Regions from separate parts of the Mus musculus genome. Here region 2 is linked to region 1. A link is a loop called in an ENCODE intact Hi-C map of the cell type or tissue named here. Cell type or tissue: gastrocnemius. All regions are shown on one strand. Links, peaks and the distances in the headings refer to the core of each region. The heading gives the core; the rest is flanking DNA.

The links. A loop is a pair of places that touch in the nucleus more often than their neighbours do. Peaks named below come from ENCODE experiments on the same cell type or tissue, not always from the same donor. Only the 100,000 strongest peaks of a DNase experiment are listed, where the experiment ranks them.
Region 2: a loop joins it to region 1, with 2.4 times the contacts of the local background. A loop is called at or near these places in 4 of 42 quality-filtered maps.

Annotation. Positions count from the first base shown.
Region 1 is chr5:122,167,368-122,183,543 of GRCm38, reverse strand. It overlaps Ppp1cc (protein phosphatase 1 catalytic subunit gamma), which reads right to left. Exons shown (of 7, transcript NM_013636.4): 2 at 15,238-15,369; 3 at 14,395-14,625; 4 at 11,618-11,722; 5 at 10,589-10,812; 6 at 10,264-10,398; 7 at 8,271-9,489. The coding sequence ends at 9,400. Among named protein-coding and RNA genes, the nearest start is that of Ppp1cc, 17 kb to the right of the region's middle. In gastrocnemius, for the core only: a CTCF peak has its summit at 6,858 (motif pointing right); DNase peaks (open chromatin) are centred at 6,923 and 8,060; H3K27ac peaks cover 475 bases.
Region 2 is chr5:122,259,342-122,275,517 of GRCm38, reverse strand. Tctn1 (tectonic family member 1) reads left to right here and starts at 11,058. Exons shown (of 14, transcript NM_001039153.3): 1 at 11,058-11,380; 2 at 13,991-14,111. The coding sequence starts at 11,149. 1700112N08Rik (a long non-coding RNA gene) reads right to left here and starts at 195. Exons shown (of 4, transcript XR_878753.1): 1 at 1-195. In gastrocnemius, for the core only: CTCF peaks have their summits at 7,396 (motif pointing left), 9,403 (motif pointing left) and 10,151 (motif pointing left); DNase peaks (open chromatin) are centred at 11,036 and 11,374; H3K4me3 peaks cover 1,488 bases; H3K27ac peaks cover 1,333 bases.

The DNA of each region.
Region 1 (16,176 bases), core at 4,046-9,045:
AGAAATCCACCCACCTCTGCCTCCCAAGTGCTGGTATTAAAGATGTGCACCACCATGCCCGGCTAAACACAACTTTTAAAGAGCCATAACAGGAAAAAATCCTTGAAGAAATAATTGTTAAAGAAAACCTCGCTGGTGAGATGGCTCAGTGGGTAAGAACACCTGACTGCTCTTCAGAAGGTCCAGAGTTCAAATCCCAGCAACCACATGGTGGCTCACAGCCATCCGTAACGAGATCTGACTCCCTCTTCTGGAGTGTCTGAGGACAGCTACAGTGTACTTACATGTAATCAATAAATAAATCTTTAAAAAAAAAAAAGAAAGAAAGAAAACCTCTCGGAGAATACAGAGTATAACTCTTTGTAGAGAACACAAAGATTGGTGAATAAATTAACATGTTGGCTAGACACAGACACACATACAAAAGAAACAATTTTAAACTCAAGGTAGAGAAGAACTTCTAGAAAGGGGAAAAAAGTGTGTAACTGAGTGTGGGTCACATAGGGTTCTGAAGTCAGGCATCCTTAGGTTTTGGCTCTAACCCCACATGGGTGGGCATACAGGTATTACTATACTCTATATTAAGAAGCCGCAGGGGGCTGGAGAGATGGCTTAGCAGTCAAGAGCACTGACTGCTCTTTCAGAGGTCCTGGGTTCAATTCCCAGCAACCACATGGTGGCTCACAAACATTTGTAATGGGATCCAATGTCCTCTTCTGATATGTCTGAGGACAGCGACTAAAGACAGTTTTATGTATGTATTCACATTGACTTTTTGTGCTTCGAGGCAGAGGCAGTTGAATCTATAGGTTTGAGGTTAGCCTGGTCTACATAGTGCGACCCTGGCCTAGCCAAATCCAAGCAACTAACCAACCAAAGAAAAACCAAACCAACCAAACAAAACTACTCCAAACACAAATAAGCAATCCAGTATATAGACATATAGATATGTAGATATCATATATATCATAAAACACATATACACATATTGAAATGCAATGCACACACACAAAAAAACCAAAACCAACCAAAAAACTGGCCCTGAGCCCCGCCTTCACGTGACATGTGCTCTCCAGGGGTTTGTGCCACATCTGGAGGGCAAGCTGCAAGACACTACTTCTGCACCACTCCCTGGGTGAGCAGCTCTGGAACTGACCACATCTGCCTGCCTTGCTGCCTAGGGCTAGGCTTGGACTTCCTGGTCCCTTGGCTCCTAGACCCGGCATCACACAGTTGGGGTGGGCTAACCTCTGCTCAACACTCACCTACACACGTGTCCTCAAGCGGTAGCTTGTATTTCTCTGACGACAGTGGCTTCGGTCCCTTGTTGTGGATGGTGTTGCAAACTGCCCTGTGTTCTATTCATTTTACATATGAGCCTTAGGTTGGTTCTGTTTGAAGGGCTCCGCCCCTTGGCCAGTTATGAATACAGATTGCTGCCCCTGGCCTTTGTTCTGCAGATTCACAAAGCTGAGACGGAGACCAGGTGAACTGGCAGTGACCCGAGAAAGATTATGGATCTAAAAACTAATTCTCGATGCTGAGAGATGGCTCGGTGGTTATGACGCTTGCTTCCCTGTCATGAGGACAGGGGTTCAGATCCCAGCACCACTGAAATCAGCCAGGTATCCCACTCATGCCTGTAACCCCATTTCCGAGGTGGAGGTGGAGGCCAGGGATCACTGAGACCTGCTGCCTTCTAGCTTAGCTTCTAGCGCAAGCCCTGGGCTCACATGGAGAGACCTTGCCTCAAAGGAATAGGCAGAAGTGAGTGGTAACGGATGAAGATAGCCTGTGTTCTTTTCTGGCCTCCGTGAACGTGTGCACGTGTGTATACACAAGCACATGCACTCGTGTGAGCACATGCAAGTGTGCAAACACACACACACTTACACACAAATCTTTTATTTTTTTTAATTAACTGGGTGTGCACACCTTTAGTCCCAGCACTCAGGATAGCAGAGGCAGGTGGGATCATGGCCAGCCTGGTCTATACTGTGAATTTCAGGCCAGCCAGTGTTACATAGTTAGACTCTGTTTCAAAACAAATAACTAAAAACTTAAAAATAAATTTAAAAGATCCTTCAAGGAGCCTTTCTTTTACCAAGGATCTGAGTTCTATTCCCAGGTTTCACCTGGGGCAGCAAACAGCTGTCTGTAAGTACAACTCCAGGGATCCAGAGCGGTCTTCTGGCCTCTCTTGGCGTCTGTACACTTCTGGGCATATCCAGACAGACATAGCCACAATTTCAACATAGTAAAAATAAACCTTAAAAGAGGGAGGACTAGAGACATGGCTCAATGGTCAAAAGCACTTACCGCTCTCCCAGAGGAACCAAGTTCAGTTCCCAGCATGCATGTCGAGTGGTTCACAACCACCTATTATAACTCCAGCTCCAGGGGATGCGATGCCTCTGCAGCCCCTGCACTCTTGTGCCCACAAGTCCACCCCATGTACACATACTTGGAAATGGTAAAAATCTTCTTCAAAAGCCTTCAAAGATAAAACGCAGCGTCCACAAAATTGTAGTGAGAATTCTGGTTTTCTTTAAAAGCCGTTATGTTGTGTGAACATGTTTTTGTTCTAATCCCAGGTGTGGGGTGCGAGGCTACTTCACAGCAGGTGATTATGATCTGCCTCGCACACTAGCAGGGGGGTGATCTTTGCCAGCTGCAGGTGGTTTATGTTTGGAATTTTGGGGACTCTGGAGAGGGAATAAATATGAGTCTAGAGAGGGGTGTTTGGAAGGAGGCAGCTGCTTCCCCCTTCTGCTCCTGGTTGCTGTTGCTAAGGTTTGTCAAGTGTTCATGCACAGAGAGACAAGTTAGAGATATCGTGACGATGAAGATTGGACTTACCCCAAGGAACTCATCACCCCTAATCGGAAGGACATAATCTAAAGAGATCTACGCCTCCTTTCTCCTCTAACCTTCATTCTCTCCTATCTACTACTGAGGGTGGGGGGGATTGGAAAGGATTAGGGTGGAATAAGGGTTGGAAGGGGGGTAGAAGTATAAAATTCCCAATAAAATGGATTAAAAAAATATGCCAACACAAAACACTAAAATACACCTTATACGTGTGCATGGGAGATATAGTTAAGATACACATACACAAGCCGGGTGTGATGGTGCACGCCTTTAATCCCAGCACTCGGGAGGCAGAGGCAGGGAGATTTCTGAGTTCGAGGCTAGCCTGGTCTACAGAGTGAGTTCCAGGACAGCCAGGGCTATACAGAGAAACAAACAACAACAAAAAAGATACACATACACACCTGACAGCACAACTGAAACCCATCCAAGTCGGGCTCCCAGCTACATCCACCCACCCCAGACGTTGGTGCCCGCATCTTCCCACTGCACAGCTGCAAACCCCTCTGACTGGGGCGTGGGAGTGGGGGTAGGGGTTGGGGTGGGGGTGGGGTGGACGGAAACTCCAGGCTATCAATTCCAACTCTCTTAATCTCCAACATTGACACCAGGCACCAGAGGGAAGCTATGTGGTTCTGTGAGTCGAAGGAGGGAAATCCATGCTTCGCAGCAGCAAGTGACTTGGCGTTCAGACCCAGAATCTCACTTCCTCAGGGAGGAGCCCCTCCAGCCCACCTGCTGTCCCTGCCTCAGGACTGTGGTAACAGAAAGGCTGGGAAAGCCAAGCCGCCAGGCTGTCCAAGAACATAATGACTAGGCTTACTCACTCACCAGCCCTGAACAACAATGTGTGGGCTGGCCCTCACGGTGTACACAGTATCTGCCACTGTGTTAATTGGATGGCCCGGAGAGAAAAGGAGGAAGTGTTTTTAAATGGCACCTTCAATTGCTTCCAGATTATATCTTGGCTAAGTGACTATTAAAATTAGTACCTGTCCCAGGAGCAGCGTCACACACCTTCAATACTGGGGTGGGGGGGGGGGGGGGAAGAGGCAGGAGGATCACATGCCGGAAGCCAGTCTGATCTGTAGAGTGAGCTCCAAGCTAGCCAAAGCTACACTGTAGACTGTCTCAAAGCCAGGGCCACTGGCTCAGTTGGGTGAAGGGCTTGTTCTTCAAGCTTGGAGACCTGAGTTTGCCCCTAAGAACCCACTCAAAGATGGATGCAGAGAATGCAGTAGTGAATAGACCAACATGGATTGTCCTGACCCTCCACACACTACCTGTGAACCCACATTAAACACACACACACACACACACACACACACAATTTTCTAAGTATCAGGTCATAAGTCAGGGAACTGGTTTTGGATACCAGGTCGAATTTAATTAAGGTTTTAGTTACTCACCCACCCGCTACCCTGTGTTAGGGTCTCAGAATTTCCCATTCAACAGCTGACATCTTCTCAGTTGTTCCTTGCTAGGTGGTTCAGATTTTCTTCCTGCCATCGATACCAGCAACAAGAGAACCTGCCGACCTTCCTCCTCAAGCCCTGGACATTAAGTTCTACATGGTAGCTCCGGGAGACTCCCAGAAGCACCTGTCTGCACCCACAGAACCACTTTCAATATTCTGCAGGCCCTCTATTTTAAGAAACATTCTTTAGCTTTGAGACAGGGTCTCACTCTGTAGACCAGGCTGGTCTAGAACTCATGGAAATCTGCTGCCTCTGCCTCCCAAGTGCTGGGTAGGATTATATATATGCCTGGCAATTTATTATTTTTTTTTTACTTTTTAGGCATGCATGCTGATGCTGGAAGAGGTGTCGGTCCCTCTCTGGAGCTGTAGCTATGGAGTTGAGACCCCTGACGGGGTGTTGGATACGGAACTAGTCTCTGCTAGAGCAGCCATGCTCTCCAGCCTCAGTGTCTCTAATTTCTTGGTTTTAGACAGGGTCTATGCAGCTCTGGTTGAGTCTGGAGCAGTTATGTGGCCTGTGAACAGAGATCTGCTCAACTGCCTCCAGTGTTGGGATTAAAAGCATGCATCTGTAATATTTTTAGATTATGTGTATGGGTGGGTTTAACATAAATGTCATGTGTGGGTGTTTTTTGAATATCGGGTGCCCTGAAACTGGAGTTACAGCTGTGAATAGGTGGTACTTTTAACTGATGAGACCCCCTCTTTTCAGCCCCATCTTTAAATTCCCAAGATCTCATTTAGCTCAAGATAAAGGTTCTTGAATTCATCTAAGTGTTTTATTTTATTTATTTTTTTTATTTTCCGAGACAGGGTTTCTCTGTATAGCCCTGGCTGTCCTGGAACTCACTTTGTAGACCAGGCTGGCCTCAAACTCAGAAATCCACCTGCCTCTGCCTCCCAAGTGCTGGGATTAAAGGCGTGTGCCACCATGCCCGGCGTTAGTTAGTGTTTTATTAAGACCTTTTTATCAAACACTCTCATCCATAACAGGGTTTTTTTTTTTTTTTTGTATGCAAACACAGGTGGTCTTTTTTTTTTTTTAAATGTATTTATTATTATATTAAGTATACTGTAGAGGGCATCAGATCTCGTTACAGATGGTTGTGAGCCACCATGTGGTTGCTGGGATTTGAACTCGGGACCTTCGGAAGAGCAGTCGGCGCTCTTAACCACTGAGCTATCTCGCCAGCTCCCACACAGGTGGTCTTGGTGGAGCAGAGGATTCAGGTGTGGTTCATCTTTGCCATCATGCCCAGATTTAAATTTTCTTTTCCTTTTTGGCTTGAACCTTACCTCTCCCCAGCTGCTTTGGGCTTCTTGATCATCAAACTTTTTCCTTAAGGTCTTACCAAACACATTAACATTAATACTTAACGGATATAAATCAAATTCTCTCATGGACAACACGTACCTATAGTTGAAGATACTTAGAATGCTGAAGCTGTTGTCCAGCATTCACAGTCCAGCAACACATGATGGATTCTTTTCAGTTCAGCTTTGGGCAGAGGTGGCAGCCTGGGAGGTCCTTCCTGGGAACTAGTGGGAAATGACCTGTGCTGTGTCTCGTTTTCTATAAAGCAACCCCACTGGCTTGGACCAGGAGTCTTCGGTTTCTCTCTGGATGATGCTGCCAGAGTGCACGGTATGTGTGGCCTTGTGAGCAGTCTTGAGTTAATCCTGCCAGGGAATATTCTAGCTGTTCTGTGGGCCCGGGGCAGGAAGCTAGGCTGGTATGCACCAAGACTGCACATCTGGTAAGCAGAACTGAGCTCAGCTAAGTTCCTCTAGGTCACCAAGTGGGTAAAAAATTAATTTCAGGGCTGGAGAGATGGCTCAGTGATTAAGAACACCGACTGCTCTTCCAAAGGTTCTGAGTTCAAATCCCAGGAACCACATAGTGGCTCACAACCATCCAATCATGAGAGCTGACACCCTCTTCTGGTGTGTCTAAAGACAGCTACAGTGTACTTAGATATAATAATAAATAAATCTTTTTTAAAAAATGAATTTCAACTATTTTCTGATTCAAGGCCACCAGCATCTCAAACCGAGCCTTTTTTCTTTTTTTTTTTTTTTAAGATTTATTTATTTATTATATGTAAGTACACTGTAGCTGTCTTCAGACACTCCAGAAGAGGGCGTCAGATCTTGTTACAGATGGTTGTGAGCCACCATGTGGTTGCTGGGATTTGAACTCTGGACCTTCGGAAGAGCAGTCGGGTGCTCTTATCCACTGAGCCATCTCACCAGCCCCGAGCCTTTTCTTTTGATTAAAAATTTAAAAATGTTGAGCCAGGCTTGGTGGCGCACGCCTTTAATCCCAGCACTCGGGAGGCAGAGGCAGGCAGATTTCTGAGTTCGAGGTTAGCCTGGTCTACAAAGTGAGTTCCAGGACAGCCAGGGCTATACAGAGAAACCCTGTCTCAAAAAAAGAAAAAAAGAAAAACCAAAAAAGAAAAAAAAATTTTTTTCAATGTTCCTGTGTGTAGAACCCCAAAGGCCACAAGAGGGCACTGGACCCTTGGAGCCTGAGCTACAGGGAGCTGTGCACCCCACCCTGCAGTGGGCCTAACTGCCCTGTGCTCCTCACTTTCCATTCCCCAGACATGTCTTCAGAAGCCTGGCCTCTGCCTTCTTCCTTCCAATCCATCCCACACGGACTCTACAGTCCACCCCCTCCCATGTCTCCCAAGCTAACCCAACAATGCCAATGATTCTCAGCTTGTCCTTATCCACCACCAAGTATCAGATGACAGATGGACTTCTTTCAGCCACCTGGGCTGGCCCCAACCAGGACACCCTTTCTTCCTGGATTAGCACTTGTCCCTTGGCCCCCAGTTTCACCTGTTACATAGGTGTGTGCTGTTTTTTTTTTTGGGGGGGGGGGCGGGGGGCTATACATGTATGGTACATTCATTCACATGTTTACTGTGAATATGAACAGAATGGTGGACTGTCTCACACCAGTTTCTACAAGTTTTGACACTCATTACTTCTAATACCAGGAAGCACCGTGTCCTCCCTCTGTGGTTTGGTTTGGTTTTTTTTTTTTTTTTTTTTTTTTTGGTTTTTTGTTTTTTGGAGACAGGGTTTTTCTGTGTTGCCCTGGCTGTCCTGGAACTCAGAAAGCCGCCTGCCTCTGCCTCCCGAGTGCTGGGATTAAAGACGTGCGCCACCACGCCTGGCTCCTCTGTGTCTTTTTATGTTGGTGTCAGGAAGACTTGCTCAGATGATGAGCTCAGAGGAGCACAGGCTGGTGTAACTCAGCAGAGACGCCCCATACACTCCTAACTGGGACTTGCTGTGGCTCTGCCATTCACCCAGCTAGCGAGCCAGAACCTGAGAGAAACGAGGCACTCCCTAGGTTACAAGTTACAAGGGTGCATGCAGACAGAGGAGGAAGCCTTTGGTAAACAGTGAAAGGCTTAAAGTGTCTCTTGTATCAACTTCACGTTTTCTCTGCTCAGGGCCCCATGACAGAAAGCAAACCACCTCTAGGGCTGATGCCCTTCAACAGCCTCTGACCTAATCAATGGCTCAGATTCCGACCATTAGGTTCAAGCTGAAGGAAGCAGGCTGGGATGTGGGAGTGCCCAGGGGAGTACTTGGCTGACCCTTAGGACCCACTGGCCAGCAGTCAGGCCAGACACCATCTAGGCCTGCCCTCCACCACCACACACAGGGTCTGAGGCCAAGACACTCCCCAGGAACCAGGGCTACCTGGCTTCCTCTCAATGCACCAGCAGCTTTAATAGACCAAGGCAGCAAGAAACTAAGGCTACAGGCAGGGCTCCAAGGAAGCCAGCCCCTCCCTCCTGCCAGGCTACTTAGCCAAGACCCAGGCCCCTCCCAAAAGGACTGCATATGGAAAGACAGGAAAGGATTCGTGGGGCCGCTGCTGACAGAAAGACACGAACAAGTTAACAAGCTTGCATTTAATAAGTCTGAAACCATTCTCAGCACATGGCATTGTACACGGGCATCTGTGCAAACAGATTCATTTAACAGGTCGTAGTTTAAAAAAGTCATAGATACTGTGAGTTCTGTATAAACCGGTGGACGGCAAGTTAGTTCCTTTTGATTTATAAGCCTCAATGTCACCGCAGAATAAAGAATGTAGCCAAAGAAAGCATTATCGGTCACTCGTATAGGACAGTGTTGTTTCTATAATTTGAAGCTTTCTGAATGGACGGGTTCAGGCCTGATCCAACTGTAAAAAGATCACTCAGTGAATAGACTATATGGGAACTGTACAAAGTGTCATTAACTTCCATCATTAATAGCTTACTCAGCACTATACCACTATTGCTAGTTAAAATAACCTGCTTCTGAGGCCCCACGGAGGGAGGCGGCCTGTGCACGCAGCCTCGATGCCCTGGCCACCTCATCCCCAGGGCGTGCCATACAGTCCAACAGAAACTTTGGCTTTAGGAAGGAATCACAGACATTGAAAAGAATGGCTTTAATCATTATTAAATGTGCAGTGGGAAGGAGTGTGCTTCAGATAGTCTGGGCAGGGCTGGCGGCAGGCAGGTCACTCCTGCTGCCACAGCTGCAGACACTAGTTTGTACATGACAAGACAATGAGGGAAAGCAGTCCCTTTCAAACAAACTGGAAAAAAAATTGTTCACAGTGGTTTGTATCAACAGAATGCATTTATGACAATTACATGTAGAGACTCACGCACTCTAAGGCTCTCTTTATATCCTAAAGAAAACAGGCATTTACATTATTCATGACTTATACTAAATTAAAAAAAGATCAATTGTACACTTTCTCCTCAGACAGGATAACCTGCCAGGGTGTACAGCTTAACACCATCATCAGAGCTGTCCACAAAGGGAACAGAGGTTCAAAACAAAATGCTCTCTTGAGAATGAAGTGCTTGGCTTGCTGCTATAACCAGCAAGTGCCAGCAGTAATCAAATGGAGGAGGGCCCGACAGACAGGTCTACCTGGGCAAGCTGACCAGCACATCACAGTTTAAAAAGGAAGGTTATGAACGCTATGTTACAAGTCCCAACCAGGCAGTGTCAAGTGACATCTATTTCTTTGCTTGCTTTGTGATCATACCCCGTGGTGGTGTGACAGGTCTCGTGGCGTTGGGCTTCTTTTTCTCTGCAGGCTTTAAAATCTGTAAAGAGGAAAGAAAGAAGAACCTTAGGAGAGCTATACCTGGACCTCAGCTCTGTTCAGATCTCCATCTAGAAGTTCTGCCTAATGCTGCTGCCCCCTAAATGCTGAAAAGCCCTCTAGAACATACCCTGGACCGACTGGTCCCTGAGCATTTTGGTGGAGAAGTGCCATGACATACAGCCAGAATATGTGATCTGGAAAACAGTTTCTGCTGGGGCCAAGTGACAAACTCAAGTCTAGAGCTTCCCACAACCTTGAAGCTCTGTGGAAGGCACTGGAGTCTGCAGTCTCTGGGGAGTGCTGAGGCCTGCCTCGGGACTTCCACAGCTACAGTAACATTAACAACTGCGTGAGCTTGAAATGGATCAAGCCCACTATAGGGAGGAAATGTAAGAACCAGGGGCCAGCACAGGAGACGATATCATGGCACAAGCTGATGTGTTGGCACTTGGGAGGCAGAGGCAAGTAAATCTCTCTTACATTCATGGCCAGCCTGGTCTACAGGGTGTGTTCCAGGCCAGCCAGAGGCACCCCAACTCCCTCTTCTCACCAAAAGCACTGACTATAAGTGACACTGTAACACACCGCTTGCTTCCACCCACTTAAAGAATTCAACTACACCTAACGTCAATCCTGGGAAAAGGTTCCGTATTATTTTTCCTTTCTTTAGGAAGAGCCCACACACTTTTTCCATGGGATAAATATTCCTAAAAAAGAAAGGGCAGCCTGCTCAGCAGAGGTGCAAGCACATGAAAAGTGGCCACAGTCTCACCTGGAAGGAACACATGAGGGTCTCATCCACACTCATCATGGCGCCTGCATTGTCAAACTCGCCACAGTAGTTGGGTGCAGAAAACAGAGTGACTAACTGCCTCTTTGCAAAAAACTCATAGCCATCTTCAACCACCTGTGGAGAGACCGTGTCAGTGTGAGCAGCTGGGGCACGAGCTGCCCCTCTCCTTCCCCACTGAGCTCGGCCTGCTGCCGCTCGCCCCGGAGGCACACTGTGTGGCAAGCCATACCTACCCACCAAAATCAACAAGGAGCCTCGGCTCACACCCATGCTCTAAGTGTACATGTAAAGTCAAAGTCAGTACCTGATGGGCTCTACATATAAGATCCAAATCATGCTTATGGAGAAATTTTGCAACCACTTCTGCACCAAATGTGAAGGACACTCCTCTGTCATTTTCACCCCAGCCTAAGACATCTTTATCGGGGTCAGACCACAAAAGATCACAAAGAAGACCTTGATCTGGTACATCAGTTGGTCTCATAATTCGCCGAATCTGCTCCATAGATTGAAGATCTGGTGATAAACCTATTCAACGAGAAAGGAAACCCCCTGAAGTGCAGACAGCATTGGCCTGAGCATGTGGCCAGCCCCTCCTGCTGAGGAGGCTGGCACTGCCATGCTGCGGTGAAACCTGTGGGTTTTTAACTTGGTTTTGGGGGAAACAATGCACGAAATGTACTGTACTGCTGTTGGTGTGCTGGTCAGAGACAGTCACCTCAACACAGAGCCCCGCAACACCCAACCACTGAATCCACACTTCTCCCAATAGAAGGCAGGAAGGGAACACAGAGGGTGCCACCATCACCAGATGCAATGGCCGGGCACAGGCACGACAATGCTCAGCTGTGAGGCAGCTCCTTCCGAGCCTGTGGTCCATGGACCACCAAATGTCACTCAACAGATCTAACAGTCTTGTTCTCTAAGTACCCGATCCAAGAGGGCATAGAGACTACGCCTTAATACATTATGTGGGTTTTTGGATAGCTGCTTCATTTCCAATCACCCCCAAACCTCCACATCTTTGCAATGCCTTTATTACCTCACACACAGAACAGCTGAGGAACGGAGCAGAGCTTTTGGGAAGAGCACAGTCAGGGTTCAGGCAGACACATGGCTGAGAAGAGGGCACTAGGGCTCGTCCTGTATTTAAAGTCTCGTTCTCTTCCCAACCTATAACCCCTGCTTCCTCACACTTGATCCAAATGACCGGGCTGTATCACTGTGAAGAAGCCTTGGCACCACAGTGGCCTGGCCAGGGTCACCGTGCCCAGCTGACTTTTCAGAAGGGGTAGAGCTGCCTAGGTGAAGGCAACACCTCCATGTCACATACCTCCATGACAGCAGAATATCTTCTCGTCCACGATGGCTGCTATCGGCAAGCAGTTAAAACAGTCTGTGAACGTTTTCCACAGCTTAATGTTGTATCTTCTTTTACCTGTGAGAACGCAGACAGTCGCCCTACTGCTCTTCACCTTTGCTCTCTAAGGCCACCTTTCAAGCAACTGAAACATGGGGGCACCCACAGGCCCACAGGGCTGGGGTACAGGACTCATCCAGAACCAAACGCGTCCCCAGAGCTCCAGACAGGGCACCTCAGCCAGCCACATTAGCGCACAGCACCCACTCTACTTGAAACCTCATCTGGTTTGTGGAACCTTGACCTTGAGGGAACTTCTACTTCTGAAGGCCGCCACGTCCTCCTGTGTTGTCAGCTCTTCCTTCAGCTGCCTTAGCTGTGAAGCTGCTGCAGCCAGACAGGAGCCCCACCCTGACTTCAGGAGGGCCAGGGACTCTGGGCAATCAGAAAGCTCAATCTGGGCACATCCGGTGCTTGGTCCTAACAGTCTACACTCAATATACTCCCTCTTAAGCACCAGGGTTATAACGGGGTGTCAGAGCGTGTGCCCTTTAAAACCACTGTATGAAAACTATGGTTGGAGTTCACAGTTCATAAGCCGTAGCCCCTCCTACATTCTCTAACTGGCCAAGGACTGCGCACCACAGGGCAGCCTCTGCTCCTGGGCCATCTCACACTTGAGTAGCAGTATGTTGAGTTTGCCACTACACTAGGACTCTGTCCTCTTTAACAGAGAACACAGGGACATCTAAAGGGCCACGGTATGCCTTTTAGAGTTCAGCGGCACCTAGCAACAGCCTTCCTAAGCCACGCCTTCTAAGCTGGGCAGACCACCCACCACCAGCACCCAGCATTCAGATCCTTCCGAGGAAACTTGCATTTCAGCCCTGGGGAGGCCACAGATTCCCTGGATAATTCTGGAAACTTCAATGAACACAGTCAACACCTCCAATTACCAATAGCTAATAGTAAGAACTTCAATGCGGAAACTGAGGCCAGATGGCCTTGACTCCACTCCAAAATCCATCCGGTCCCTCTCATTCTCTGCTGAGCCCAATGTCACTCATGCCTTAGCTGAGGGCTGGATTAAAACTCTGTGTTGTCTGAGGTGAGAAGACTCCATGCTGAACTCAAGCTCGCTCTAGCAATCTAGAAAACAGGGGCAGCCCTAACTACAAGCTGCTGCATGTGTGTGTGTGTGCCCCATATTAGCAAGTGCTAAACCAATGGACTCCCTTAAGCACCTGCCAATCCAGTCCAAACCCTTTTCTGGCGGAAACAGCCCAGAGTCTCAAAACTCCTGCCATTTTATGTTTGTGTGAAACCATGAAAGCCCTCCCCCAAGCCAGTTCTTTTTCCCACACCAAATCTTTCTAAGGCTTTGGAATCATTTTTAATTAATGATGAGTTCAAAGTGCAGTTCTACTAAACAATCCAGGGCTGTGTGGGGTGGGCACCCCCCACCCCCACCAAGGTCAGGAAGCTGCAACTGGAGCCAAGGTTGTGGTCTACACTTCAGAAAAAAAAGTAAAATGAGATAACCTCAAATATGAGAATATGTACAAAGTATTATTTTAAAATAAAATTGGGGGCTGGAGAGATGGCTCAGCAGTTAAGAGTACTGACTGCTCTTCCAGAGGTCCTGAGTGCAATTCCCACCAACCACATGGTGGCTCACAACCATCTGTAATGGGATCTGATGCCCTCTTCTGGGGCATCTGAAGACAACCACAGTGTACTCACATACTTTAAATAAAAAAACAAACAAAGCCGGGCCATGGTAGCGCATGCCTTTAATCCCAGCACTTGGGAGGCAGAGGCAGGCGGATTTCTGAGTTCGAGGCCAACCTGGTCTACAGAGTGAGTTCCAGTACAGCCAGGGCTATACAGAGAAACCCTGTCTCGAAACAAACAAAAACTGAGGAAAAACAAAAAGGAGAAGGGGGAGGGTGGAGGTGATGTGGCACACCTTGAATCCTAGCACTCCAGAAGGCAGAGGTGGGTGGATTTCAAGGCCAGCTTGATCTACAGAGTGAGTTCCAGGAGAGCCAGGGATACACAGAGAAACCCCAAAACAAAAAACAAAGAAAGAAAGAAAGAAAGAAAGAAAGAAAGAAAGAAAGAAAGAAAGAAAGAAAGAAAGAAAGGGAAAGGAAGGAAGCCAGCCAGCCAGCCAGCGCGGGGCTGAGAAGGAAAGGTGCAAGCCTGGCAACCAAGGTCAGGGTGGAGACAGCTGACTCTACACTCTGGCTCCAGCAAAGACAGACACACTAAATCAAAATGTAGTTTTTAAAGCGTTTTTTCTCCATTATGCATCTTCCAGAAAAGTTATTGTCCCTTTCCTAAATAAAGCTGCACTACAAGAAAACTACAACATCCATTTCAAAACCAAGCTGTTCACTGCAAGATCCACCCACATATAAGGCTGGACAGCAGAGCAGCACTGCCTGCAACTGTGGTGCTGCTCTCAACTCACAAGCCACTGACCCATGCTTTCAGCAGATGCTCTCTCTATCCAGAACCAGTCTAACCAAAGCTGTGAAAAGCAGAGCAGATGGAGCAAGCTCTGGGGTCTGCACTAAGAGCAAAGCCGTGTGCCATCAAGACTATTTCCGTCCAACCCCATCAGCACCCAGGTCAGGCTGCTCTCCCTAAACCAGGACGTGGGTAGGTATGCTGCAGCAGCTCCAACTCCCAGGCCTGCTACCCGCTGCCTTCTAGCCCTGGTTCCTCAGAGGCAAAGTACTTACACTCATCATAAAATCCGTAGATCCTATTGATGCTGGCGCACTCGTGGTTCCCTCTGAGAAGAAAGAAGTTCTCCGGATACTTGATTTTGTAGGCCAGCAAGAGGCAGATTGTCTCCAGGGACTGCTTGCCCCTGTCCACATAGTCCCCGAGAAACAAATAGTTGCTCTCTGGAGGAAAGCCACCGTATTCAAACAGACGGAGCAAATCATAGTACTGCCCGTGGATGTCACCTAAGGGTGAGAACATCAGTGTCACAAATCAGCAAACAGACAAAACCTTGGCAAGACGCCCCTCAGACACTCATCTCATATGACAATGGCATCTACAACGTTCACCGCCAACACGAATTTCCCGGTTGTAGCATATTTAGTTCAACTGACCATGTAAAATTTAAATGCACAGGTCCAGAGCTCCCCCCAGATACAACTAATTAATTTATTTGTGGTAAAGAGTATCCTGTCTCACCTGTTTCCTGCCAAGTACTGCAGTCCCCTGAGCTCAGCTTCAGGGATTTATGTGAACACATCCTTTGTCACTGTCCAGTGAGACGGGCCCCCTCACAACACTTACATTCAAGACACCCACCTTGGCCATGGCTTTTCAACTTCTGCAAGGTCAAAGCCAAGGTCTCCTCGCTCTAAACACACAGTTTATTCTGAGTCAGAGATGCAATACCCACCTAGACTGTGCGACTCTAGAGGACGGTCTGTACCTGCTCCTACAGCAGAGTGAGCCAAACTAGACCAGGCCCCCCACCGCACCCCCCCATGCCCATGCTCCTTCAGAGAACATCAAAGGCCACCAGTGTGCCCCCAGCTGAGTAACGGGAGTCCCACACTCACCACATATCTTGAGTGGTGCTTCAAGTTCTAAAAGGATAGGCTGACTGAGGAAGATCTCCCGAGACTTCAGGCAGAGTCCTCGGATCTCGTTCTCCTGGAGCTGGACATTCTTGCCTGGCTTGGACCCTCTCACTGTGGAGAGAAACAGCAGTCAGGACACAGCCTCACATGGAAATGTTCAATTCAGGACAGCAGCAGCTAAGAGCAGCTACACCCACGGCAAGCAGCTAACTAATTACTGCTTGTAGCTTCTGGCCAAGGCTGCCGCCTGCACTCAAATGCACAGACACGTCAATAACAAAAATGAATCTTAGAAAAAATGTTAACTTGAGAAGGGTGGCGTGGTGTGATATTGAATATTTTTTTTCTCATAATAAACACCTGTTAGATAGGAGTTGGCCAAATGTAACTGAAATCAGTTTTCTGGCTGGCCAGTATGGTCTCAACTGAGATCTGGAATGTCAGTTGTATACTTCAAGCTATGTTAGGCTCCTTTACAGCAGCTCCAAGGTTGCCCTGACCCTGCCCGTATCTGGCCGTTTCAGAGTCCCTAGGACACACTCGTGCCCTGTACCAAGACGGTCCCTTCTGCTTCCAGGCCTCTCTACTTTTAGAATGGACTCAAGTTTGCAGTGGGAAAGGTCACAGTCATATCACCAAGTATGTCCTCAGAAATGTTCAGGACATGTCTCCAGCAATGATGTTTCAGGACCAAGTGCAACTCCATGGTCCCTAATTTCTGCGTGTTGTCTGCATTTCACTTTAAAATGCTGCTGAGCTCACTGGTTAAGAGCACTGACTGCTCCTGCAGAGAACCCAGGTTCAGTCCGACAGCAACGTGTCAGTCAGTCACAACTCTAACTCTAGTTCTAGGGATCTATTAATACCCCTCTGGCCTCCGATGAGACTGCACTAACATACATGCAGGCACAACCACCA
Region 2 (16,176 bases), core at 7,396-12,395, 89 kb before region 1:
CGGAAAATTAAGGTAGGGATCAATCGAGGAAGATACCTGATGTTAACGTCTGGCTTCTGTACACATACCTATGTATGTGCACGTGCACTAGAACCCGTGCGCGCACACACACACTCAGAAATAAGTCAACTCACGCGCAAAGTGGAGACATGACCCATCTGTGGCCAATCAGCATCCTAGTCTCTTGGTCACAGTCATTGGCTTAAAGAGGAAGGACCTAACTAGTGTCAAACCGATGAAAGCGATTTTGAGATCGTGTAGAGAGTTAAGAAGAGTCAATGCCCAACCAGCGCCCTAGAGCAGGTGGGATGCAGGCTTGGGTCTCCGAGGGCTGCCATCTTGGCTACTTGATTAGAACCAACTGTGACATTCATTGAAGCCCCTTCTAAAATCCTGCGGGCCTCAAGAGAGGATCAATCACATTTTGCTGAGTTCCCCCTTGGACTTAAGCCTCAGGCTTTGACTTGCAAAACAAAGCGGCCCGACAGACACAACACGTGACCAGCTTCCATGGCTACCCTAACAGTGTCAAGAACAAAGTTCCTACCACAAAGGCGGCTGTGTGGGAGGAGCTTCTCTGCTCATTTGCATAGAGAAGTGGGAACAGGTGCCTCTCAGGGCCCCACTGAAGGAAATTTCTGACTTCCTGCTTCAGTCTCTGCTCCAGATACAGCAAGCTCCTGATTGGAGGGCTTGGAAAAGATGCTGGGTGTGTAGCCTGTCTCTTCCACCTTTTTGACCTCGATCTGTCCTGACCTTCAGACACGTGCGTTACGTGGACACCTGTGGATTCCTGGTCCCTGTAGTAACCCAGCCCAGGTCTGGCAAAATCAGTTTGATCCCGAGAGGTTGTTTCTGACCAAGCTGGGTCTCCTTTGAAATTTGAACATCAATGTTAGTGCTTAGATTTCTAGTGTCCTGATTTGGACGTCAATGTTAGCAGTACTGCCACTCCACAAAACCCCTCGTGTTCACTGATGTTTCTCTTTTTGGAGAGCTTCCAGAGGCCGACTTTGGGAGCCTAAAATAACACGTAAAGGTCAGTTGTTGTTTTTTTGTTTTTTTAAAAATACAATCCAGGGGGGTTGGTGGGATGGCTCAGTGGGTAAGAGCGCCCGACTGCTCTTCCGAAGGTCCAGAGTTCAAATCCCAGCAACCACATGGTGGCTCACAACCATCCACAACAAGATCTGACTCCCTCTTCTGGAGTGTCTGAAGACAGCTACAGTGTACTTACATATATTAATAAAATAAATCTTTAAAAAAAAATACAATCCAGGTCTGGGGTTTAAAGGTAATTTAACTGTGAGTTAGGATTCTGGGACTGGGTGGTTTGAGATAGCTAAAATTGTTCTGCTAGGTTTTAACTGGTAACTACCTAAGGACCTAAATTTTTGGATTGAAGAAACCATTCATTCCCACCTCCTCTTCCTACTCTAAACTATGAAAACTGTCCTCAGGTTGTACAGTGGGTCTCCTGGGTGGGTCTAGGTGCTCCCTTCTCTGACCAATAAAAGGTCTGCTCTTGCTATTAAGGCAGATCTGCATTTATTTACCTCTGCCAGTTTAATTCTTACTTTGCGGATCCCAGGGGTCAAACTCAGGTTATCAGGCTTGGCCCCAGTCTTATTTACTGAGCTATCTCACCCGCCCTACCCGTCTCCGCAGCCCCCACCCCCCATCCTTTTTGGATGATGCTGGGGATTGAACTCATGGCCTCCTGAAAGCTATGCAAATGCTATCCGTGTACTACTCCAGCCCTTTCTGCCTAAACATAAACGAATTAATTAAAAACTTGAGATTTAAGAAATGAAAAGGGTCAGATGAGCAGCTGGTATCGAAAGTCTTTAATCTCGGCACTCTGGAGGCAGAGGCGGGCAGATTTCTGAGTTCAAGACCAGCCTGGACTACGGAGCAAGTTCCAAGACAGTTAAAGCTACACAGAAAAAATCCTGTCTGAAACCCCTGCTCCCAAAATAGACTAGTGAAAGTAGTGAGTGTTTCCTTGACTTTTGCCATGAAGCAGAAGATGAAATCCCAAAGGTGAGCTGAGAGAGAAGTGGGAGAGGCTGAGCACTAGAGCCTCAGGCTGGTGGAGACAGGTTTGCTCCAGATGTCTGGGAGGACATGATATGCTCTGGGGACAGACAAAATAAATAAATAAATAAATAAAACTGTCCCTGTCACCTGCCAGAAAGAAGCCAGAAGCTGAGAGAGCAGCCACCCAGGCTGGAGAAGCAGATGTTCAGGCTTGAACTGAAATCTTGGGAGACAGCCTCGGCAGGTGTGAGAGGGAGGGGGGAAGCTTTGCAAGGTGCTCCGAGAGGTTTTAAGAGAAAAGAACAACCCACAAGTTTAAGGAACCCAAGAAAAGCTGAGGTAACCATTTAATTAAGTCAGTGGGAAGAAAATATTATTACTCTTTTTTTTTTCCAGTGATTCAGGGAGGTTAGTCATCTCTTTGGGAAGATCTAAACTGGAAGCTGGGTTTGTGTGGCTCATGCCTGTAATTCTACTCTCTGGAGGCTGAAGTAATGAAGATCAAAAGTTCAAGACCAGAGCTAAGAAACGGCTCAGCATCCAAATGCACTTCCTGATAAACCTGATGACCTGGGTTTAATCCTGGGACCTGCAAGTTGTCCTCTGGTCTCCGTATCTGCACTATGGCACATGCGTGCGAACACACACCCACACACACATGCACGTACGAGGCCAGCCTGGTCTACAGAGTGAGTTCCAGGACAGCCAAGGCTACACAGAGAAACCCTGTCTCGAAAAAAAAAAACACAATAAAAATAATAATAATAATTCAAGGTAGTCTAAGCTACAGTAGAGAGACTTTACATCAAAACAAAATCAAGTTAGTTTGCTCCTTGACTTCTTATACACATTTCACAAAATGAAGAGACAAAGGAAAAAGAGAATACATTCCAGGCAGGAAATTTTTAATCCTTTAAAATTTGTATCTATGATTGTGAGTGTGTATAATGCATGTGTGGGGGTGCATTGTGGGGTGCATGTGTGTGAGTGCCCATGTGGAGGTGCACTGTGGGGGTACACTGTGAGGTGCAAGTGTGGGGACACATGTGGGGTTGGTTCTTTCCACCTCTATGAGGATCCCAGGGATCTAATTCCCATTGTGGAGCTTGTCCACCAAGCTCTTCCCAGTCAGCCATCTCAAATGCTCTTTTATTAAAAACATTATTTAGCCAGGAGTGGTGGCGCACACCATTAATCCCAGCACTCAGGAGGCAGAGGCAGGTGGATTTCTGAGTTTGAGGCCAGCCTGGTCTACAAAGTGAGTTCCAGGACAGCCAGGGCTACACAGAGAAACCCTGTCTTCAAAAACAAACAAACAAACAAACAAACAAAAACCCCATTATTTATTGTTTAGCACATTCACACACCCAGAGGGTGTGCACATATGCATTCACATGGGAGTTTGTGTGTGTGTTCATTTTCTCCATCCTCCATGTGGGTTTTAGGAATTGGATTCAGGCCATCAGTCAAGTGTCACCCTACTGAGCAATCTTGCTGGCCCACAATTGGTTTTTTGTGTCCAGGTTTCATTATATAGTGCTGGCTGGCATTGAATTCTCCATACAGACTGCCCTTGCCTCAGGCTTACAGAGATCTGCCTGCCTCTGCCTCTGCCTCTCTAGTAAAAGGTCTGTGCTACTACATCCAGCATAAACCTTTTCTTAAAATTACATTTGTTTGTTTGTTTGTTTAGCACATGCGTATGTGATGTCATGCTTATGATGTCAGAGGAGAACTTGGAGTGTTTATTTAGCACATGCGTCTGTGATGTCATGCTTATGATGTCAGAGGAGAACTTGGAGTGGATTCTCTCGTTCCATCTTTGGTTGGTTGGTTTGCTTTGTTTTTGGAAACGGTTTCTTTGTGTCCTGGAGCTCACTCTGTAGACCAGGCTGGCCTTGAACTCATAGATCCGCCTGCCTCTGCCTCCCGAGTGCTGGGATTAAAGGCGTGCGCCACCACTGTGTGGCTCATTCTATATATGGGTCCCAGGGATTGCCATCAAGTCAGCAATCTTGAAAGCAAGCACCTTTCTTTACCCATGGAGCCATCCCACCAGCCCTAATTGTTTGTTTTAAAGATCAAACCTCAGAGCTGGGAATGTGGCTCAGTGGTAGCACACACTTATCTAACATATATAAGGCCCTTGTTTCAACCCCTGTTACCTACCTTGCCCCCACTCCACTGTAAAAGAGAAAAGGAGAAAGAAAGGGTAGAAGGAAGGAAGAAAAGCCATGGTTTGAGAGACATTTCTTGTTTCTCTTTTGTTGGGCCTTTAAAAACAGCTGTTTTAGGGGTTGTAGAGATAGCTCAGTGATTAAGAGCACTGACTGCTCTTCCACAGATCTGGAGTTCAACTCCCAGCAACCACATGGTGGCTCACAACCAGTAATGGGATCTCATGCCCCCTACTGGTGTGTCTGACATCAATGACAACGAACTCTCATATATAAAATGTGTAAATCTTAAGAACAAAAACCCAAATATTTTGGATTTATTTTATTTCTACAAATACAAGAGTTTGCCTGCGTGCATGTGTGCCAAGTGTGGGCCCGGTACCCAAATAGATCAGAAGGCATAAGATCTACATGATCCCCAGGAACTGGAGTCACAGATGGTTATGAACAGCCACGTGGGTGCTGAGAACTGAACCTGGGTCCTCTCTGTGATGAACAAAATGCTCTTAACCACTGAGTCATCTCTCTGGTCCCTTTGGGTTTTTTTGCTTTGTGGTTTGGTTGGTTTTGGAGACAGGATCTCACTCTGTATCTCAAACTGGCCTGGACCTCACTATGTAGCCCTGGCTAGCCTCAAACTCACAGCAATCCTCATCTCAGCCTTCTGAATGCTGGAAGAGAAAAATGTTCATAAAGCAGGAAGTCAAGAAAGAGTTCCTATCTAGGGACTAAGGGAAGAGATGGGTCCGGGGCTAAGGGATCTCGCTGGCTTTTTCAGAAGACCCCAGCTCAGTTCCCAGCACTTATATTAATAACTCCAACTCCAGGGATCAGGCACATGTGCACAAAGAAGGAACTCACATCTAGAATACACAACTAACTACACATTAATAAAAACCACCAACAACAAAAATCTAAATACCCACAAGACAACTTGGAAAAGAAAATCCTTGTATCCAATAACTAGGAAGAGACATTCACTCCCGGGGTGTCCACAGAGAGACGCCCACAGTATAGAGGCTAGCTCCAGCGGCACGGGGGAGAACCAAGACTTCTGTGTCACATGGAGAATGGGAACTGAGGAGAAGGCTATATAGCATAAGGACCAGAGTTCGAGTCTCAGAACCTACATAATCAAAGCTAGATACCCAGATGTGGTGGCACGTTGTGTTGTAATTCCTGAGATAGGCAGACTCCTGGGCCTCACTAACCTGCCAGCCTCGCCTGCTCTGCAAGCACTAGGTCAGTGAGAGACCCAACCCTGTCTCAAATAACAAGATGGAACCCATGCACATGAACATGCACATGTGTACACATGCACTCTCAAGCGCGCACACACACAGAAATTGAGAACTTTTCAATGTCCTGGAGGAAACTGGGCGTGTTGGCTCATACCTCAAACCACAACACTGAGGAGACTGAGGCAGGAGGATTGCTGTGAGTTTGAGGCTGGCCTGGACTATCTAGTGTCCTGTCGCAGTTTTTTTTTGGAGATTAAAACCTTCTATTTTGGAGGGAAATGCCTTAAAACACAGGATGTTAAGTAGAAGGTATAACAGTAGGATATTTAAAAATGGTGTGTGTGTATATATGTGTGTGTGCTGTCTTTGAGTCATTTCTGCTTCTGTACGTAATCCCTCATCCATATTCCTATAATTAACTGCAATAAAACTCATTGGTTCACCAAGTTGGACTTCTGTCTGTCACTTGTGGCCTTCCAACCTAGGGTGATGGGAAGTTCAGTCTGTCACTGGTTCCTTCCCTGCGTAGGGTGAGTGCATGTTTATTCATGAATCCCTGCTTACAGTCTCAGAGGACACACAGGGAAAAGCCTGTCTCCAAGTAGGGTGTGGGTGTGGGTGTGGGTGGGTGTGAGGGGGCCAAAAGTTCAGTGCAAAAACGAGGAAGCAAACCTTGTTGAGGTTGGGCAAGATGAGGAAACTTCTTCTATAGGTCATCTGGGGGTCACAGAAAGAATTTGGCCTATTTGAGGTGTGGAGTGATGGACGTCGGGGAGATGTCACGTGGTTTTCTTTTTGGTCCTTGCCTCTGTTTGCACGACCCAGAGATTGTCCTTCACATCTAAGTCAATGGCACTGGAAAGCAATTCTCAAATCCTGCCCTTTCCTTCACCTCCCCAGTCCCGTTCTTTGTCAGTTAATTACCAGGGACAACAGGAGAGTGAGAAGCCAGAATGTCATACATGACTCACACAAACGCACCTCAGAAAGGGATTCAACTTGCCAAAGCCCAAACAGCTAATGTGGTGAAGCCTGCCAGGTGTGGTGGCGAAGACCTTCGATCCCAGTTCTCCAGAGGCAGAGGCAGACGAAGCTCTGGGAGTCTGAGGCCAGCCTAGTCTACATAGTAAGTTCCCAGACATCTAATCCAGGGCTATGGCAAGAGACCGTGTCTCCTAAAAACAAAACAAAACCCCAAAAACCCGGCAAAAGTCATAGTAAATAATGTCCTTTGCAGATAATGTTTATTGTATGCGGGAGGGGGGGAGCATTTTAGTTTTGAGGAAGAACACCAGTTAAGGCTCTGACTTGAACTAACATTGCTCAACTGAATAATTTTCTGGGTGACCCTTCATCTTCCCTGAAAGAAGACTCTAGAGCCCTTGTCCATGGTAAGTTTCTTGTTTGTTTGTTTGTTTGTTTGTTTTTTGAGGCAGGGTCTCTCTGTATAGCCCTGGCTGTCCTGGAACTCACTCTGTAGACCAGGCTGGTCTCGAACTTAGAAACCTGCCTGCCTCTGCCTTCCAAGTGCTGAGATTAAAGGCATGTGCCACCATGCCTGGCTCCATGGTAAGTTCTAAGTGTCTTTAAAACTCTTTATTTCTTCTATACTGGGGGCAGGGGGAGGCAAGTATGTGGCGGTCAGAGAACAACTTGTGGGATTCCATTCTTGATTTCCAACTTGTGGGTCCTAGGGCCAGAACTCTCTGGTTGTCAGGCCTGGCGAGAAGCACTTTGACCCACTGGGTCATTTCCCTGACCATTAAGTGTTTTGTTTTGTTTTGTTTTGTTTTTGCTTTGATTCGATCTCACTGGTTCTCCTATTAGGTGCTCAGTTAACATTTGCTAAATAAACAGGAGCTAATGAAAAAAAAAATGTTTCTCTTCCCCTTGGAGGTGACTAATTTTAATGACAAACGCTGCCACCTTCAGGTCGAAGGTGGAAGTGTAAGGTTCAGAACAGCAAACTGTGGTAACCTGTCAACTACATTCAAAGGCAATATTACATTTTTCTCTAGTTTTACACAGACTCTAATCAGCCGGCACCTGTCCTTTCCATCAACAACAAGGCCACACTTCCTCAAAAAAAGACCACACCCCCTAAGAGTGTCACTCCCTGTGGGCTCCCAAGCGCTTGGATTAAAGGCATGTGCCACCACTGCCTGGCTTAGTAATGCATTTTATGATTTATTTTAAGGATTGATTATGTATACGTGTGTGTATGTGTGTGTGCATATGCACATGTGAATGCAGGTACCAAAAGAGGAAGTCCAGTTACCCAGATCTAGACTTACAGACAGTTGTGAGTCACCTGGAGTAGGTTATAGGAAACAAATTCAGGTCTTCTACAAGGGCAGTAAGCCTTCTTAACCTCTGAGTCATCTCTCCAGCCTCTATTTTACATTTAATTCTATCTATTCTTTTGTTTTTATTTTGTTTTTGTTTTTCTGAGACAGGGTTTCTCTGTGTAGCCCTGGCTGTCCTGGAACTCACTTTGTAGACCAGGCTGACCTGGAACTCAGAAATCCACCTGCCTCTGCCTCCCAAGTGCTGGGCTTAAAGGCGTGCGCCACCACTTCCCAGCTCTGTTTATTCTTTCCAGTAAACTTGGGGTTATAGGTAATGTGCATGTGTTGTAACACGGGCTGCAGCAGCAGTGCCGACTGAAGAGGCCCCATGGAGCTTCAAGAAGAGGTGACCGAAAGAGGAACTTCCTGCAGGTCCCCCAAACAACAGTGAAAACATGTTTACATCACAGAACTCCAAACAGATGTCGGGAAGGCAAGAGCAACAGATCTCAAAGGGGTGTGTGTGGGGGGGTAAGGGTAGCTTAATTCCATTTTGAAGCCCGATTTCCATCCCATGTAGACCTTTAACCTTGCTAGGCAGCTGAAGCTGACTTTGAACCCCTGATCTTCCTGCCCGCCATCATCTCCGGAGTACTAGAATCACATTCCCTTCCTTCCTGCTGTTTTTCTCTCAGACAAGATCTTTCTATGTAGCTCAGGGTGGCCTTGAACTTGGGGCTGTTTCCCTGCTGAGTGTTTCAAGTATCTACTACACCTGGCCTCAGACTGTGTGCTTTGGTAACTGCAAAGTCAGTGGGTCAGCGCACGTCAGTTGATGGGATATTAAGAGCCAATTTAGGTTGAAGGTGCACACACCTGCAGTTCTGACACTAGGGGAGGCTGGCCAGGAAGGGGCAGAGGATACACAGTAAGACTTTGTCTAAAAAAAACCAACAACAACAACAAAAAACCAAGGCTGGAACCTGCCTTGGTATGGTGCCTTGGTATGGTGCCGTTGGTATGGTGCTTGTCTCGGATGCATGAGGCGCTAGGTTGGATCTCCAGGGTCATCTGTACTGGGTACAGCGATAGGCACCCTGCATCCCACCCACTTGGGAGGAAGGAGAGGGAAGACCGGAAGTTCAAAGTCATTCTTATTTACATAGTGAGTTTGAAGCCAGCTTGGGCTACAGGAGACACCCTGACTTGAAACAAACAAACAAACAAACAAACAAACAAATTTACCTGACAAGGAGACACCACCGCAAGCCTGTCAAGTTAGCCACAAACAAAAATGGAAGTGGAGTTGATCATGCCTAACCTCCCAGTGTTTCAAGAGCATCCAAAACTGGAGTTGTCAGACTCTATTGGTGGGGAAAGAACACTGGGGAGTGGCTCTGGAGAAAGGTTGGGCGGTTTCTTATAAACTTACACACAAGACCATAGAATGTACTTCTAGGAAGGGTATCCAAGAGAAATGCAAATACAGGTCTACTTAAAGTCTAGTATACCTGTTAGAACGGCTTTCATTAAAAACCACTGAGGGGCTGGCGAGATGGCTCAGCCAGTAGGAGCACTGACTGCTCTTCCAAAAGTCCTGTGTTCAAATCCCACCAACCACATGGTGGCTCACAACCACCCATAATGAGATCTGATGCCCTCTACTGGAGCATCTGAAGACAGCTACAGTGTACTTACATATAATAATAAATCAATCTTTAAAAACCACTGAAAACTAAAACCAAACCAAATTCTACACCCAGTAAACTTGTTACTTGTTGCCAACAAAAATGTTGACTGGGAAGAAACTCCAGCATAGGTGACTACTATATTGCTTATATTCATATATTCAGTTTTGAATAATGGAAGCGTCACATTTAGATGTGTGCTTTTATTTGGGTGCACACACTCATGCAGGTGCCCCCAGGGACCAGAGGACCGGTTTATATCCTTTAGAGCTGGAGTAACACAGGTGAGAAGCCACCATGCTGGTGCTGAGAACTAAACCCTGGTCTTCTCCAAGCAGCAAGGGCTCCTAATGGCTGAGTCATCTCTCTAGCCCCTAGATGGACTCAGTGAATTATGATGGAAAGAAAGAAAGAAAGAAACTAACAAATGAGTCCCCACTGTCCCCTAAGGCTTTCGAAATGTATGAGCAGATAACAGTCTACACCTTGAAGTCAAATGTCAGAAAATTACATTGAGGCTTGAGACTGGATAAAAGGATTTTGAGAACTTTTCACAGAATGATTTGAAGCACAGGGCTGTAAGACTTAAGGAAGGGCTGGAGAGATGGCTCAGCGGTTAAGAGCTTGGGCTGCTCTTCCAGAGGTCCTGAGTTCAATTCCCAGCAACCACTTGGTGGCTCATGTCATGTCTATGACTGTCTCATGGGATCTGATGCCCTCTGCTGGTGTACATACATACAGACACAACACCATATACAAAAAACAAAACAAAACAAAACATAACTAACCCTTAAAAAATACCTGAGAGACAGAGGCAGGTGGTTCTCCGAGTTCGAGGCCAGACTGGTCCACAGAGTGCATTCTGGGACAGTCAGGTCTACAGAGAGAAACCCTGTCTCAAATTCCTCCCCCATCCTCCCCCTACCAGTAAACACACACACACACACACACACACACACACACACACACACACACACACGATGAGAAGAACATTCCAAATGATATAATCATAAAGGCAGATATGGAGGTTGGATGCGGTGGTGCATGCCTGGCATGAGGCACTGACATAGGGCTGCCTTGGGTTCGAGATTAGTCAGGCACAGAGAGATCCCGTCTAAAAGAACCAAAAAGTTAAGAATTCTTTTGTTTCTCTTATCATAAATAAATCCGTGGACAGAAGTGCTCTGGCGACCTCCTGCGATGTATCCAAAGGCAAAGAAAGTAAAGAAAGTGTTACATGGGGTAAGAAATTCAATGTAACTTAAAGGAACCAAGTCACTTCTAAACATGCGCTGCGGGTCTTTTATTAGAAATACTCTCTTCTAGGCTCTGCCCTAGTCTTGACTGACTCCGAATTCTGTGAGGCTATAGCTGGGAATCTACATTTTTAAAAAAAAAAAAAAAAACAACCACGCAGCACCCAAAGTGTCACAACAGAAGTTTACATCTTCCGATTTTCTGAGGGCTCCTTAGAAAGAGCTGTCTCATACCCCGCCCCCACCGGCCCCGCCCCTCCTCTCCGATTCCGCCCAGGCCCCGCCTATAGCCTCGCCCAGCTCCCGCCCCATTCGCGGGTCTGACTTCAGGCCCCACCTTCTTCCGCAGACCAGTTTGGCCTCGCGAGCCCTTTCCCGTGATACCTAGCGCTAGGCTGTGACTGTTGCCCGGGCAACAGACGGGCCTAGCTCCCCGGCGCGGGCTACTCTGCTAGGCCATGGGGTCGCGGGGTCTCCCGCCGCTCCTGCTGGTGCTCCTAAACTGCTACACCTCTTCGAGCACCCAGGTCATTGCCATCCCGGCTGCGGCCACCCCAGCAGTGACGAAGGAGGATCTCAATTCCACCAAGGCCACCCCCACCACTCTGCAGCCCTCCCTGTCGCCTAGGACCCCGGGAACTCCCAGGGCACCGGAGCGCTCTGGCCCCAGGCCTACCCCGGTCACGGACGGTGGGTACAAAGGGGTGACCCCCCTGGAGCGGGTACACCAGCTCAAAGTTACCCCCTTCTCAGCCTCCCTGTCGTTACCCTCAGGGGGAGATCGGATCTCTGGCACACAAATGCGGAGGGCGGGGCTCAGTTACTCCCTTTTCCGCATCATTGCAGACGGCTGCAGTGGGGTACTAGATAGAAACCTACAGAATGAGTTGAAGGCAGTACTGGTAGAAGAAAGAGTGCTAAGTGGATCTTCGTCCTCTCCACGCAGACACACGGACATGGGCATCCCAGTTGTGTCTAGATTACTGAGAGCCCAGCAGATATTTTCAGGGTGATTAAGTGCGTTTTAGACATTTTTTACCAGCTAAATGGAGTTATTAAACACACCTGTTTCATCCGTATCTACTTACCGCTCGGAATTTGAAGCTTTGGCAACAATTCGTGGTTGTAAATTTAAACACATGAGGTAGTGGACTTAATTGCTCTCTCCCTTTTACCCATCCCAGTGAAGGGAGTATGGCGTTCTTTTAGTGAGTACGCGCAGTTGTCCATGGCTAGAGAGGACCTAGTCAAGGAGGAGCTAATTTGTCTTTCGGACTAAGAAAGCATTTTTCATTTATCAATAAAACTCCCCTTTCCCTTCGTGCCTTTCCAGAGCGTTATACCACTTTCGGGGGGAATTTTTTCTAAATCTTAAAAAAGTATTTTAAATTGTGTGTGCATATTTGTATATGTTTGTGAGGATGGGGTGGATATATATTGGCGCCCTTGGAGAACCGAAGTGGGGAGCTGGAGTTTGTTTGAGAGCTGGCTGACTTGGGTCCTGGGAACAGAAGTTAGGTCCTGTATACAAGCAGTATGTGCTTTTAACTCCTGAGCCATCTCCCCAGCCTGTTCTAGAACCATTCCAGTCTCCTGCCTTCGCCTTCTTTCCTAACTTTGTTCCTGACAGGTTTGCTAAGTGACCCAGACTGGCCTGTAACCTGACATCTTCCTGACTCTGCCTCCCAGTTGCTGAGATTCCCAGGTGTGGGCCTCCCAGCCTGCCTCCCATCTCTAGAGCTTGTTTTTTTGTTTTGGTTTTTTTTTTTTTGTAAATTTTGAAACCATTCATTCATACAAATAAGAATGCTATGACATCCCGTCAGCATTTGGCTAAAATTCTTTGTTTGAAGCCTGAGATTATTGCCCCTCTTCCCCAAAAGGAAACCAAACATTACAGTTAAGATGCAGCCCAGGGGGCTGGAGAGATGGCTCAGTGGTTAAGAACACTGACTGCGCTTCCAGAGGTCCTGAGTTCAAATCCCAGCATCTACATGGGTGGCTCATAGCCATCTGTAATGAGATCTGGTGCCCTCTTCTGGTGTGTCTGAAGACAGCTACAGTGTAACTCATATAAATAAATAAATTAAAAAAAAATCAAGCCAGGTTGTGCAGGTGGTACACTCTTTAATCCTGGGGAGGGGTGGGGGAATCTCTGAGTGTGAGGCCAGCCTGATCTACAAAGTGAGTTCCAGTCAGGGCTACACAGAGAATTCCTGTCTCAAAGAAAAACAACAAGAAACAAACAAACAAACAGATTCAGTGACACCTTAGCTGGGGAAAGGCAGGAACCATGGTGGAAGGCACCTGTGACCCAAAGTAGCCTCTGCTTCAGGAAGCAAAGAGCAAACAACCAAAATTGCCAAAGCCCTGGATGCATTATTTCCTCTCTCCTCACAGTAGTCTGTGCCATGAATTCAGTTTGTTATCTTTGTGCTATATATTGTTTCTTGTTGTTGTATGTTGTGGTTTTTTTTGAGATTATCTTATCTATCTGTATGCCATATACGTGCCCCGTACCTTCAGAGGCCAGAAGAGGGCATGAGATCCCCTGGAGCCAGAGTTAGAGATGGTTGTGAGCGGTCCTGTGGGTTGTGGACACCGAAGTTAGATCCTCTGCAGGAGCAGCCAGTGCTCTATCGCGATCACCCCGCCTCTTTAGCCCTCTGTTGTTTCTTTGAGAGGGTTTTCTCCATTGACAGAGATAGAATGAGCAGGGTAGTAAAGACAGTAGTAAACTGAGCCAGTCTATCGCGTGCTCAGTACTCTGCGAGGAAGCTCTCCCTTCTGCTCTCGTGGAGGTTCTCTGCCTGATCGATGCGAGTCCTGAAGACTCAGTCACAGTGGCTGTCAGGGTGGCTGAGGTCTGAGTTGCTGTCTGGGTGGGGGTGGGGGGATGTCCCTGCCTTTCCTCCATGTTGTTGTTGTATCCTGTCATAAATGCATTACCTTATATTGTAAAATTTTAAATTACAAAAGGACATCATAAGCCAAATTAGGAACATTTGATTATTGGTCAGGATCTTACGACTTTGAGTTCAGCAACCGGCTGCATGTGAGGAAAGGGACAAGGCTGCCAACAGTCCTTCCTTGGAATCTGCTCTGAAGGAGACGTGTAGACCCCTGCAGCCACCTTAGGGAGACACTGGGGTGGGGTACTCAAAGTGACTTGTGTCCATGAGCGACTTTTCCCCCAGTAGGAACCAGACACCGTTGTGACATTGATTTCTGGCATCCCTTGGTGGCAGGGAGCAGTAACATCTCACTCACCCTCTGAACCCTCACTGACCTGTCTCGTAGTTGCTGCTCTGTGTGTCTGCGACCTGCTTCCGGCACAGTGTGATGTCAACTGCTGTTGCGACCCTGACTGCAGCCCTGCAGATTTCAGCATCTTCTCTGCCTGCTCAGTCCCAGTTGTCACGTAAGCATACGACATTGTCACGTAAGCATACGACAGGGAGGTTTGATGGCCGTTTGGCCAGGATGATAAAATGTGGGGACAGGAATCATGTTCCACACTCCTCAGAAGCCCTGTGGGCAAAACCCTGTGTTGTCAGAAGCAGTCACTTGTCCCGTGCAGCTGCTCAACAGTGTGGGTGATGGAGGGACACGTGTGTGTTGCCTCTAGAGTGTTATGAAGTTTGGAAATTAATATTTGAGCTGTGCACAGATAATGTGTCACCTCTTTGTACCTGTGAAATAGTCTCATGGCAGTGTGTGTGTGTGTATGTATGTATATATATAGATAGATAGATAGTGTATGTGTGCATGTATGCATGGGTGTGCTTGTCTTTGCATGCATGCATGTTGGCCTGTGGAAAGCATGGGTCTGTTCATTTATTGCTTTCCACCTTCATTTTTGAGATGGGGTCTCTCACTGAATGTAGAAATCATCCCCCTAGCCTACCCCCGATCCCCGGTTGACAGATGGCTAGCATCCTCTTGTCTCCTCCCCTGCCCGGTGCCCTGTTGCAGATACACATCAGAGCCTGGGCTTGGTTTGCTTTTGAAATCCATGCTGGATATCATGCTTCTTTAAAATCACCCTTCAGAAGCAAGTACGTTCCCCACTAGGCTGCGTCCCCAGCCCCTGTTCCTGCTAGGCCGCCTCCCCTGCCCCTGTCCCCACTAGGCTGCCTCCCCAGCCCCCGAATCAGCTCTCTCTGGGGACTTGAATTAGTCAGGGTGCTTTGTGTGCGTCTCTTTGGATGTAAGCGAAGCAAGGCTTCTCAGTTCCCAGTGCATGGGAAATGGCAGAGGTGGAATTCTCACGCAAGTACAAGTCGAAGATGTGATCAGCTCTGAGTGATCTCGGCTTGTTTGTCAGAGGTTTTTGTAACACAAAACAAAACAGCCCTTTAAGAAAGGTTTAAGCTCTCAGGATGGGACCAGCAGATGGAGCTGACTGAAATGCAGGACAGCCACCTAGCATGCTTAGTCCTTTTGGAAACACAATGGACTCTTCCCAGGAGAAACCATTTTATCAGCCTAATGGGGCAACTGAATTTCCTCCAGCATTGTGAAATAGCCTGGAGAGCAGGTGCTAGCGGGGTCCCTTCCTGGCCTCCAAGACCAGAGCGTGTTTAGCCTTCCCTGAAAATCAGTCCGCTTGTCTTGAAACTGCAAGCGAGCCCTGACAGCCCTGAGAGAATGGCGGCTTTTGAATTGAGTGCCATTTATTAAATTGAATATTTTTTTAAGACAGGGTTTCACTGTATAGCCCTGGTTGTCCTAGAACTTATATATAGACCAGGTTGGCCTCAAACTCAGAGATCCACTTAGCTCTGCCTCCCAAGTGCTGGGATTAAAGGTGTGCACCATTGCACCACCACGGCCTGGACACCCATACAACTTTTAAGAGCTTCCTGTTGGCTGAGGGAGATGAGTGAGTGAGCCAGGGCCTGAGGAACACCAGGGAATGAGGTCGCCTCAGCTAGGCCAGGGAAGGCCTTCCTGAAAAGATGGTCTGAGCTGTCCTGTATGAAGGTTACCCACAAGTTATGCAGCAGAAGAGAGGAGGGCAAGGTGGCTCAGTGGGTAAAGGCGCTTCTTGCTAGCCTGAGTTTAATCTTGAGGGCCTACATAAGAGGAGAACTGACCCTTGTAAATTGTCCTCTGACTTCCACACGTGTGGGATGGAAAAAAGTCACACACACACACACACACACACACACACACACACAATAAAAATACTCAAAGCAAACTTCCTAGTATGTTTTTATATTTATTTTTTTATGTGTATTTGTATGTGTGTGTGTGTGTGTGTGTGTGCACTCATGCACATCTGTGTGTATCTGTGTGTGTCATGGGCAGCACCATACATGCAGTGCCTACAGAAGAGAGCATCAAAGCCCCTGGGACTGGAGTTACAGGTATGAGCTGCTTGCTGTGTGTTCTGGGAACCGAGCCTAGGTTCTCTGTGACAGCAGTAAATGCTTAGCCACCGAGCCGTCTTTCCAGCTCCCAGAATGTCATGATCTCAATGG